3 separate regions of the Homo sapiens genome follow, and all the other regions are linked to region 1. A link is an interaction called in ENCODE POLR2A ChIA-PET data of the cell type or tissue named here. Cell type or tissue: MCF 10A. All regions are shown on one strand.

What was found. Peaks named below come from ENCODE experiments on the same cell type or tissue, not always from the same donor. Only the 100,000 strongest peaks of a DNase experiment are listed, where the experiment ranks them.
Region 2: POLR2A ChIA-PET joins it to region 1 with 6 read pairs; 22 of 35 experiments call an interaction of 5 or more read pairs at or near these places.
Region 3: POLR2A ChIA-PET joins it to region 1 with 6 read pairs; 8 of 35 experiments call an interaction of 5 or more read pairs at or near these places.

What each region holds. Positions count from the first base shown.
Region 1 is chr11:119,093,954-119,097,953 of GRCh38, reverse strand. H2AX (H2A.X variant histone) reads left to right here and starts at 2,489. Exons shown (of 1, transcript NM_002105.3): 1 at 2,489-4,000. The coding sequence starts at 2,560. The coding sequence ends at 2,991. It overlaps DPAGT1 (dolichyl-phosphate N-acetylglucosaminephosphotransferase 1), which reads left to right. Exons shown (of 9, transcript NM_001382.4): 6 at 1-99; 7 at 403-490; 8 at 657-812; 9 at 891-1,444. The coding sequence ends at 956. RefSeq lists enhancers at 1,306-1,867, 1,893-2,002, 1,868-2,431, 2,553-2,982, 2,432-2,995 and 2 more and silencers at 2,303-2,402, 3,103-3,242, 3,253-3,382. In MCF 10A, CTCF peaks have their summits at 2,749 and 2,957 (motif pointing left); DNase peaks (open chromatin) are centred at 2,263 and 2,903.
Region 2 is chr11:119,036,623-119,040,622 of GRCh38, reverse strand. No RefSeq gene overlaps it. Among named protein-coding and RNA genes, the nearest start is that of HYOU1-AS1, 5.6 kb to the left of the region's middle. In MCF 10A, no CTCF peak of the experiment used is centred here; no DNase peak of the experiment used is centred here.
Region 3 is chr11:119,226,564-119,230,563 of GRCh38, reverse strand. All of the region lies in intron 1 of CBL (Cbl proto-oncogene), which reads right to left. Among named protein-coding and RNA genes, the nearest start is that of CBL, 22 kb to the right of the region's middle. In MCF 10A, no CTCF peak of the experiment used is centred here; no DNase peak of the experiment used is centred here.

The DNA.
Region 1 (4,000 bases):
GACCATGCTACTATTCTTCATGCCCCAGGTGTTCAACTTCCTCTACTCACTGCCTCAGCTCCTGCATATCATCCCCTGCCCTCGCCACCGCATACCCAGGTAGCCGCTTTTTGGCTTGAAATGGACATCATAGCCTTTTCACTTGGGATATCTAATGCCAGCCTATACATTTGCTGTGCAAAGGGAGTGGGCCCAAAGAAGGGCTATTTCCATGTGAGTAGCCCTTTATAACTTACAAAGCACATTTATTTGCATAATCTGCTACAGTGGTTCTGATAACAGTAAGCAGCAGAGCCAGAAATAGATCTCAGGTTGACTCCACATTCAATGCTCTTCCTATTAGCCACAGGGAGGAGGGTTCAAATAGTGGCCCAGTCACATGAAGCTATCTTCCCCCCGCAGACTCAATATCAAGACAGGCAAACTGGAGATGAGCTATTCCAAGTTCAAGACCAAGAGCCTCTCTTTCTTGGGCACCTTTATTTTAAAGGTAACAGGGTAACAAGGAGGTAAGGCCCTAGGCTGCCATCCTGACCTTGAGGAATGGGGAACCTAGTCCTACATCAGATCCAAGGGGAACTTGAAAGCATTAAATAGATCCACATTCCTAAAGCATAGGTATTAGCTGAGGTTCTCTTCACCTCTGGTCCCTCCAGGTGGCAGAGAGCCTCCAGCTGGTGACAGTACACCAGAGTGAGACTGAAGATGGTGAATTCACTGAATGTAACAACATGACCCTCATCAACTTGCTACTTAAAGTCCTTGGGCCCATACATGAGAGAAACCTCACATTGCTCCTGCTGCTGCTGCAGGTGAGGATGGGAATCGAGTTTATACCTCCGTGTCTCCCTTTCTGCGTGATTCTTACTCCAGTCCATTTCTCCTTGCAGATCCTGGGCAGTGCCATCACCTTCTCCATTCGATATCAGCTCGTTCGACTCTTCTATGATGTCTGAGTCCCTTGATCATTGTCCTTTACCTCACAGTCTCTAGGATTCCTGACTCAGGCTGACCTCTCTCTCTGGTCCCAGACTGCCTCCTTGCCCAGGCCTCTCTCACTCTTCATACTCCTCCAGATTTTGTTCTCAGCATTTTCCTTTCTCTGTGATCATTGGCATCCTGGGCGTTTCTTGCCCTCTGCTGACTACTGATTGGATTTTACCTATGGCTTTCTGCAACTTGCTACTCTCTCCCTCTCCATCCCATCTTTGCAGCCTCATAGGGTGGGATACAGCAGCTTTTTTTGCAGTTATCCACACTCACATTTCAGAGTCCTGACTCTCAAGGAACCACTGGTTTTTGGGATAGAACTTGGGCCAGGGCTAGGAACACAGGCTCCACGGTGACATGTCATTTGATTGTAAATTAAGTGTTCTGATTAGTAAGAACTAAGCAGGGGGCCACATGCTCTCAATGGAGACAATAAAGTGTTGTCTTTTTCTTATTGTTTATGTAGGTATATTTCCTATATGGGCATTTTTGGGTAGATTGGGAGGGGTGGTGGGGGTACTTCCTCCAACAGGATGCCTATCTCTCTGCCCCATCAGACCCCGTCTAACAAGAAGTGAACAGAACTGAGACCAAACAGAACATATTGAATAAATATTTAAATCCTGATACTAGAGGTGGCATGGAGGGCCACAAAATTGAAGTTATCCTGTTTCCTGGCATGGGAACAAACTTTCAAAGAGTCACCGGGTGCAGTGGCTCATGCCTGTAATCCCAGCACTTTAGGAGGCTGAGGCAGGAGGATTGCCTGAGCCCAGGAATTCAAGACAGCCTGGGCAACAAAACGAGACTCCGTCTCTACAAAAATAAAATAATTAGCCAAGTGTGGTGGAGCACTTGTAGTACCAGCTACGAGGGAGGTTTAGCAGGGAGGATTCCTTGAACCCAGGAGTTCGAGGCTGCAGTGAGCTGAGATCACACTACTGCACTCCAGCCTGGGTGACAGAGCCAGTGACACCCGGTCTATTAAAAAAAGAAAGAAAGAAAAAAAAGAAAACTTTTAAGGGGTCTAATTTCTTCACTTTTCCATTCTCCCTTTGTCAGGTAGGAGAAGGGAGTAGGGAGTGACTGGACCTGGAAAGGAGGGCTGCAGTAGCTATAATATTGACCCCTTTCCTTTAAAAATCCTACGCCGGCACAGATTTCCCAGACGCTCTCTAGGTGGCCTCAGACTCCACCCCTTTGGTCTTCCGCTTCTGGTTTCCGATTGTAGTGTTTAAATCTCGCGCGCTTTACAAGGATTGGCTACATCAGCGGATAGTTGGCAGTCTGCGTGCTACCCCTCCTCCTCGCCTTTTCTCCCCGGGCAAAAGGTTTTCAAATTCGACCAATCAGCGGGCGCGCTCCCTCAGCCGAGCCGCGACACCCAAGGGTTAACCGCAACCAACCGGAGGCGGGTATTGGAGAAAAGAGCCAATCAGGAGGGCGCAGAGGTGTGTCCTGGGGGCTTATAAAGGCGGCCTCGCGGCGCGCGCGCGACAGCAGTTACACTGCGGCGGGCGTCTGTTCTAGTGTTTGAGCCGTCGTGCTTCACCGGTCTACCTCGCTAGCATGTCGGGCCGCGGCAAGACTGGCGGCAAGGCCCGCGCCAAGGCCAAGTCGCGCTCGTCGCGCGCCGGCCTCCAGTTCCCAGTGGGCCGTGTACACCGGCTGCTGCGGAAGGGCCACTACGCCGAGCGCGTTGGCGCCGGCGCGCCAGTGTACCTGGCGGCAGTGCTGGAGTACCTCACCGCTGAGATCCTGGAGCTGGCGGGCAATGCGGCCCGCGACAACAAGAAGACGCGAATCATCCCCCGCCACCTGCAGCTGGCCATCCGCAACGACGAGGAGCTCAACAAGCTGCTGGGCGGCGTGACGATCGCCCAGGGAGGCGTCCTGCCCAACATCCAGGCCGTGCTGCTGCCCAAGAAGACCAGCGCCACCGTGGGGCCGAAGGCGCCCTCGGGCGGCAAGAAGGCCACCCAGGCCTCCCAGGAGTACTAAGAGGGCCCGCGCCGCGGCCGGCCGCCAGGCCTCCCCATGCCACCACAAAGGCCCTTTTAAGGGCCACCACCGCCCTCATGGAAAGAGCTGAGCCGCTTCAGACTGCGGGGCAAGCGGGCCGCGGCTCCCTTCCCCTCCCCTCCCCTCGCCCGCCTTCGCCGCCCGGCCTCGAGTCCCCGCCCGCCCCCGCTCCCGTCCCGCACCGCCTGCCGCGTCGGCCTCGGGCCCTGCCCTGTCCGCCGTCCGCCCTCCGGTAGGGTTCGGGCCTTCCGGATGCGGCTTGGGCGCTCTTCGGGGACCTCCGTGGCGCGGAAGACCCGAGCCTGCCGGGGGGAGGCCGGCGGCGCCGCACCTGCCCGCCTCGGCGTTCGTGACTCAGCCGCCCCATCCCGAGTCGCTAAGGGGCTGCGGGGAGGCCGCAGCACCTTCTGGAAGACTTGGCCTTCCGCTCTGACGCAGGGCCGAGGTGGGCAGTCCAGGCCGAGAGGCCGGCGGCCCTGAAGGTGAGTGAGGCCCTCGGCAGCTGCAGCCGGGGTGTCTGGTACCCCCCCGGCGTGGTGCTTAGCCCAGGACTTTCAGACGCGGCCGCTGGCCGGGAGGCTTTGGTGGGAGAGACGCGATCGCCGATTTCGGTCTGGCGCCCCTTCTGCGGCCGGGACCCAGGCCTTTCACATCAGCTCTCCCTCCATCTTCATTCATAGGTCTGCGCTGGGGCCGGGACGAAGCACTTGGTAACAGGCACATCTTCCTCCCGAGTGACTGCCTCCTAGGAGGACATTTAGGGGAGGGCAGAGGCCTGCAGTTTGGCTTCACGGCTGGCTATGTGGACAGCAAGAGTCGTTTTCGCGGAAGCCGACTGGCAGCCAGGCCTGTCGGGCCCCCCGACGCCGCCCCATTTCCCTTCCAGCAAACTCAACTCGGCAATCCAAGCACCTAGATACCAGCACAAGTCGGTTAATCCCTGTCTGGACTGAGCCTCCGTTGGCTTCTGAACTGGAATTCTGCAGCT
Region 2 (4,000 bases), 57 kb after region 1:
GCCTGGCCAACATGGCAAAACCCCATTTCTACTAAAAATACAAAAAATAGCTGGGCGTAGTGGGGCTGGGCGCAGTGGCTCATGCCTGAAATCCTAGCACTTTGGGAGGCCGAGGCAGGCAGATCACCAGGTCAGGAGATCGAGACCATCCTGTCTAACACGGTGAAACCCCATCTCTACTAAAAATACAAAAAAATTAGCCGGGCATGGTGGCAGGTGCCTGTAGTCCCAGCTACTTGGGAAGGTGAGGCAGGAGAATGGCATGAACTCGGGAGGCGGAGCTTGCAGCAAGCGGAGATCACTCACTGCACTCCAGCCTGGGTGACAGAGCAAGACTCCATCTCAAAAAAAAAAAAAAAATCCTCCTGCCTGTGCCTCCCAGTGTTGGGATTACAAGCATGAGCCATCCTGTTCAGCCAGGGGCTAATTTTGAAACAAGCCAGGAATAAAGACCCAGCTACCTGTGGGGAAAAGAAAGAGAGATCAGATTGGTAATGTGTCTGTATAGAAAGTAGACATAAGAGACTCCATTTTAATCTGTAACCCCACCCCCAACCCTGTGCTCCCTGAGACATGTGCTGTGTCAACTCAGGGTTAAATGGATTAAGGGCTGTGCAAGATGTGCTTTGCTAAACAAATGCTTGAAGGAATCTCAAGTACCCAGGGACACAAAACACTGCGGAAGGCCGCAGGGACCCCTGCCTAGGAAAGCCAGGTACTGTCCAAGGTTTCTCCCCATGTGATAGCCTGAGATATGGCCTCGTGGGAAGGGAAAGACCTGACCGTCCCCCAGCCCGACACCCGTAAAGGGTCTGTGCTGAGGAGGATTAGTAAAAGAGGAAGGAACGCCTCGTTGCAGTTGAGACAAGAGGAAGGCATCTGTCTCCTGCTCGTCCCTGGGCAATGGAATGTCTCGATGTAAAACCCGATTGTATATTCCATCTACTGAGATAGGGGGAAACTGCCTTAGGGCTGCAGGTGGGACATGCGGGCAGCAATACTGCTCTGTAAGGCATTGAGATGTTTATGTGTATACATATCTAAAGCACAGCACTTAATTCTTTACCTTGTTTATGATGCAGAGAACTTTGTTCACGTGTTTACCTGCTGACCTTCTCTCCACTATTATCTTATGATCCTGCCACATCCCCCTCTCCGAGAAACACCCAATAATGATCAATAAATACTAAGGGAACTCAGAGGCCGGCGGGATCCTCCATATGCTGAGCGCCGGTCCCCTGGTCCCCCGATTTCTTTCTCTGTACTTTGTCTGTGTCTCTTTCTTTTCCAAGTCTCTCGTTCCACCTAACAAGGAACACCCACAGGTGTGGAGGAGCAACCCACCCCTTCAGCTACCGAATCCTCCTGTTTAGGGGGAGTCACGACCAATTAATCCAAAACCACCAGGTAGAAGTCAAGATGATGCCAACTGGGCTTCCAGACAAGAAATTACTCAAGAGAGCTATCGGAACAAGACACATAGATACCCTCCTGTACCACTCCCATATGTTTCCCATGCCAAGTTTTTCTTATGAAATCTCTTCACTGAGCCCAAAAAGCTGGAACAGTCTTTTAAAGGCATGAGTCTGGCCATATCTCAACTGTTAGCATTTGATTAATAAAACTGCTCTCTGTAGGCCGGGGGCAGTGGTTCACATCTGTAATCCCAGCACTTTCGGAGGCCAAAGTGGGTGGATCACTTGAGGCCAGGAGTTTGAGACCAGCCTGGCCAACATGGCAAAACTCTGTCTCTACTAAAAATACACAAATTGGCTGGGCGCAGTAGCTCACACCTGTAATCCCAACACTTTGGGAGGCCGAGGCGGGCGGATTACCTGAGGTCAGGAGTTCAAGACCAGTCTGGCCAATATGGTGAAACCCCATCTCTACTAAAAATACAAAAATTAGCCGGGTGTGGTGGCACACGCCTGTAATCCCAGCTACATGGGAGGCTGAGGCAAGAGAATCACTTGAACCCAGGAGGAGGAGGTTGCAGTGAGCCAAGATCTCGCCACTGCACTCCAGCCTGGCAACAGAGCCAGACTCTGTCTCAAAATAAATAAATAAATAAATAAATAAATAAATAAATAAATAAATGAAAAGAAAAAAGAAAAAAAAAGAAAACTAGTGTTGATGAGGCTGTAGAGGAATTAAAACTCTCACATGGCTGGGCGTGGTTGCTCACGCCTGTAATCCCAGCACTATGGGAGGCTGAGGCGAGAGGATTACTTGAGCCCAAGAGCTCGAGACCAGTCTGGGCAACAATAGTGAGACCCCCATCTCTACAAAAAATAAAAATAAAAAATTAGCCAAGCATGGCAGCTGGGATTATTCTGGTGGTTACTCTTTAATGATTAAGACCTATTCTTATGTTTATTTTTCTGTCAATTCCTTAAGCTTTCAAAATTTATATTATCCCCCTTTACCAAGTAAATTCCTCAGTGTTAATTTATCAAGTTACCTCTCCCATGTTGATACCATCTCTAATTTTCTTTTTTTTTTTTTTTTGAGACGGAGTTTCGCTCTTGTTGCCCAGGCTGGAGTGCAATGGTGTGATCTTGGCTCACCGCAACCTCCGCCTCCCAGGTTCAAGCAATTCTCCTACCTCAGCCTCCCGAGTAGCTGGGATTACAGGCATGCACCAGCATACCTGGCTAATTTTGTATTTTTAGTAGAGACGGGGTTTCACTGTGTTAGCCAGGATGGTCTCGATCTCCTGACCTCGTGATCCACCCACTTCGGCCTTCCAAAGTGCTAGGATTACAGGCGTGAGCCTCCGCGCCCGGCCTAATTTTCTTTCTTTTCTTTTTTTTTTTTTTTGAGACGGAGTCTCACTCTGTCGTCCAGGCTTTAGTGCAGTGGCGCGATCTTGGCTCACTGCAAGCTCCGCCTCCCAGGTTCATGCCATTCTTCTGCCTCAGCCTCCCGAGTAGCTGGGATTACAGGTGCCTGCCACCAAGCCCGGCTAATTTTTTTTTTTTTGTATTTTTAGTAGAGACGGGGTTTCACCGTGTTAGCCAGGATGTTCTCGATCTCCTGACCTCGTGATCCACCTGCCTCAGCCTCCCAAAGTGCTGGGATTACAGGCGTGAGCCACCACGCCTAGCAGTTTTATTTTCTTAAATGACATTTTCTTTTTTCTTTTCTTTCTTTTTTTTTTTTTTTTGAGATGAAGTCTCGCTCTTGTCCCCCAGGCTGGAGTGCAATGCTGCGATCTCGGCTTACTGCAACCTCCGCCTCCCAGGTCCAAGCGATTCTCCTGCCTCAGCCCCCAAGTAGCTGGGATTACAGGCACCTGCCACCACACTCGGCTAATTTTTGTATTTTTAGTAGAAATGAGGTTTCACCGTGTTGGCTGGGCTGATCTCAAACTCCTGACGTCAGGTGATCTGCCTGCCTTGGCCTCCCAAAGTGCTGGGATTACAGGCGTGAGCCACTACGCCCAGCCTCTTTATTTATTTATTTATTTTTTTGAGACGGAGTCTCTCTCTGTCGCCCAGGCTGGAGTGCAGTGGTGCAATCTCAGCTCACTGCAACTTCCACCTCCTGAGTTTGAGTGATTCCCCTGCCTCAGCCTCCTAAGTAGCTAGGACTACAGGCATGTGCCATCACGCTCAACTAATTTTTGTAATTTTAGTAGAGACAGAGTTTCACCATGTTGGTCAGGCTGGTCTTGAACTCCTGACCTCAGGTGATCTGCCCTCCTCAGCCTCCCAAAGTGCTGGAATTACAGGCGTGAACCACTGTGCCAGGTCTTAAATGGCATTTTTAAATCTATCTGGGATTTATTTTGTGTGGAGTGTGCAATAGAGATCTAAGTTGATTTTTTCTAAATACCTAGAACAATTTATTCATTTATCTATTTATTATTTATTTATTTTGAGGCAGGGTCTCACTCTGTCACCCAGGAGGGAGTGCAGTGGCGTGATCACAGCTCATTGCAGCCTCAACCTTTTCGGCTCAAGCAATTCTCCTGCCTTGGCCTTCCAAAGTGTTTCAA
Region 3 (4,000 bases), 130 kb before region 1:
TATGTCTTCTAAGTTTTCTTGCTATTAGCAGTATATTTGGTTCAAAACAACCTAAGCTAACATTAATGGAAGCATAAGCCTGACATTCTCGTTTTTATTTCACATTTAAAAATACCTATTTTCAGGCCGGGCGCGGTGGCTCACGCTTGTAATCCCAGCACTTTGGGAGGCTGAGGCGGGCGGATCACGAGGTCAGGAGATCCAGACCACGGTGAAACCCCGTCTCTACTAAAAATACTAAAAATTAGCCGGGCGTGGTGGCGGGCGCCTGTAGTCCCAGCTACTCGGAGAGGCTGAGGCAGGAGAATGGTGTGAACCCAGGAGGCGGAGCTTGCAGTGAGCCGAGATCGCGCCACTGCACTCCAGCCTGGGTGACAGAGCAAGACTCCGTCTCAAAAAAAAAAACAAAAAACAAAAACCTATTTTCTTGTGTCACCGAAAGCTCATTATAAACTTTTTTGAGATATTTAAATAATTCTAGTCTATGGATAGACAATAACATATCTTAACCATCTCCCCCCAACTTTAACATTTCTTTTGTTTTCAAGTCTTTACTACTGCAACATCACAGTGATGAACGTGCTTGGATATTTCATTCTTCTATACATCAGATTATTTCCTTAGGATAAATTCCTGTTTAATGACTAATGATCAAGAATTCTTCAAAAATTAGCCGGACATGGTGGCACATGCCTGTAATTCCAGCTACTCGGGAGGCTGAGGCAGGAGAATCACTTGAACCCAGGAGGTGGAAGTTGCAGTGAGCCAAGACCATGCCACTGCCCTCCAGCCTGGGCCACAGCAAGATTCTGGTCTCAAGAAAAAAAAAAAACAAAACACAACTCTTCAAATGATAATATGAAAATTGTAAAACTAAATACATCATTCTCAATACAACATTTCTTGAACTCTTGTTTTCTTAAGTTTTTGTTTTTTGTTGTTGTTGTTGTTGTTTTTGAGAAAAAGACTCCCTCTGTCTCTCAGGCTGGAGCTCAATCATAGCTCACCACAACCTCGAACTCCTGGATTCAAGCAACCCTCCTGCCTAAACTGCCTGAATAGCCGGGATTAAAGGCTCATGCCACCACATCCAGCTAGCCCCATATATAAGCCTAGCAAACAAAGACAAGCTGAATCAACAAAAACATTTGGTTCATGAATATTTTCACAGCATTTTAGAAAGCTCTTCATTCTTATCAAGTGTTCAAGTCAAAAGGGAAGAACATGGCCAGGGAAAAAAGACTCCACCTCGGAAGATAACTATATTCTAAGTACAACAGAGTTAATAACTCATATTAATAAAACAAATACAGACAGTTCCCAGTTTACAAGTGCTACATTCCAAAAGTAAGTCAGGTATTTATAAACAGACTACATTTCACAACAAAAATATTAAAATTGTAGTTTCCTATGTTAGTCTGTGGAAGGAAGTGGGGAAGACCGACACTGTAACTAGAGATTAAGATCTAGCAAAAACTGAAAACTAAACATGCTTTATATTAAGAAAGATCCAGAAGAGAAAAGGAGATAAGTGACAACTGGCCAACATGGTGAAACCCTGTCTCTACTAAAAAATACAAAAAAAATTAGCCAGGCATGGTGGCAGGCACCTGTAATCCCGGCTACTTGGGAGGCTGAGGCAGGAGAATCACTTGAACCCGGGAAGCAAAGTTTGCAGTGAGCCAAGACCACGCCACTGCACTCCAGCCTGGGGGACAAGAGCGAAACCACGTCTCCAAAAAAAAAAAAGAGAGAGAGAGAGAGAAGGAATTAGCTAGGAGTGGTGGTGGTGTGGGTGTAAGTCTCAGCTACTCCAGAGGTTGAAGCAGAAGGATTGCTTGAGTGAGTCCAAGAGTCTGAGGCTGCAGTGTACTATGATCATGCCTGTGAACAGCCACTGCACTCCAGCCTGGGCCACATGGCAAGACCTTGTCCCTATTTCCTTTTTTTTTTTTTTGAGATGGAGTTTTGCTCTTGTCGCTCAGGCTGGAGTGCAATGGTGCGATCTCAGCTCACTGCAACCTCCGCTTCCCAGGTTCAAGTGATTCTTCTGGCTCAGCCTCCCAAGTAGCTGGGATTACTGGCATGCGCCACCATGCCCGGCTAATTTTTGTATTTTTAGTAGAGACAGGGTTTCACCATGTTGGCCAGGCTGGTCTCAAACTCCTGAACTCTGGTGATCCGCCCACCTCGACCTCCCAAAATGCTTTGTGTCTATTTCTAAAAAATTAAAATTCAGCCTGGACAACATTGCAAAACCCCATCTCTACAAAAACATATAAAAAAACATTAAGTAGACATGGTGGTGGGCACCTGTGGTCCCAGTCACTCAGGAGGCTGAGGTGGGAGGGCCGCTTGAGGCGGAGGTTGCAGTCAGCCAAGATCACACCACCATATTCTAGCCTGGGCAACGGAATGAGACTCTATCTCAAAAAAAAGAGAATACATTAAAATACATATATTTTAAAAGAAGAGGACGCCTCCTAGAATAGGAAAAAAAAAAAAGAGTGAGCATAGGTTCAGACAGAGACCAATTTGTACATATGGAGGCTGTAAGTTAAAGGTTGTACCAGTTTTTATTTTTCTCAACATATTCATTCAACAAATATGTGTCAGGCACAGGGACACAGAAGTAAAAAGACAAGGTATCTGAATGTGAGAGGAATCAAGCAATAAAACAATAAAAATGAATTCAACAAGAAAATTATAAGGTTTGCGGGGCGCGGTGGCTCACGCCTGTAATCCCAGCACTTTGGGAGGCCAAGGCAGGTGGATCACCTGAGGTCAGGAGTTCGACACCAGCCTGACCAACATGGAGAAATCCTGTCTGGAATAAAAATACAAAATTAGCCAGGCGTGGTGGCCCATGCCTGTAATCCCAGCTACTTGGGAGGCTGAGGCAGGAGAATTGCTTGAACCCGGGAGGCAGAGGTTGCGTTGAGCCAAGATCGCACCATTGCACTCCAGCCTGGGCAACAAGAGCAAAACTCCGTCATAAAAAAAAAAAAAAGAAAATTATAAGGTTCACTATAGAATTAAAATAGGCTAATATGATAAGAAAGTGCTGGGTGACTAGTAGATAAGGCTTTTCTGATGCGACATTGAGGCTAAGAGTTGAAATTAGAGAAAAAAGCCAGCTACAGCAGAAGAGTAGCCCAAAAAGAGCGAACAACTACAGATGTTCCTCAATTTACAATGGAGTTACATTCCAATAAACCTATCCTAAGTTGAAGGTATCATAAGTCAATAGTATATTTAATATACTTAGCCTACCAAACATCATAGCTTAGCTAGCCTACCTTAAACATGTTCATAACACAGTAGCCTAGAGTTGGGCAAAATCATCTTAACACAAAGCCTACTACTTTATTATAAAGTGCTGAATAACTGATGTAATTTATTGAATACTGTACTAAAAGTGAAAACAGAATGGCAGAATGGTTATATGGATATTCAAAGCGCAGTTTCCACTGAATAGCTATCACTTTTGCACCATCATAAAGTCGAAAAATCCCAAATCAAACCACCGTACCATCAAACCATTGTACTTCAATGGTCTTAAAGTGGTAAGTGGTTGAGATTTGTTTGAAGAATAGAAAGGTCAGTGAGATTAAAGCATAGTGAACAAGGTGGAGAAGGTAATGAGAGAGATTTGTGGAACAGGTAAGGAAGTCACCAAAGAGACATTATGCTAAAGCCTAAGCTATAAGTTTTTAAGTTTTCAATTAAATTTTTAAAGGACTAAATAACATTTTAGTACTTTGACCAGATTGAATCAAATAGCCATATCAAAATGTCTTGCTTCAGGCGGGGCGTGGTGGCTCATGCCTGTAATCCCAGCACTTTGGGAGGCTGAGGTAGGCAGATCACTTGAGGTCAGGAGTTCAAGACCAGCCTGGCCAACATGGTGAAATTCCGTCTCTATGAAAAATGCGAAAATCAGCCAGGCATGGTGGCACACACCTGGAGTCCCAGCTACTCAGGAGGCTGAGGCAAGAGA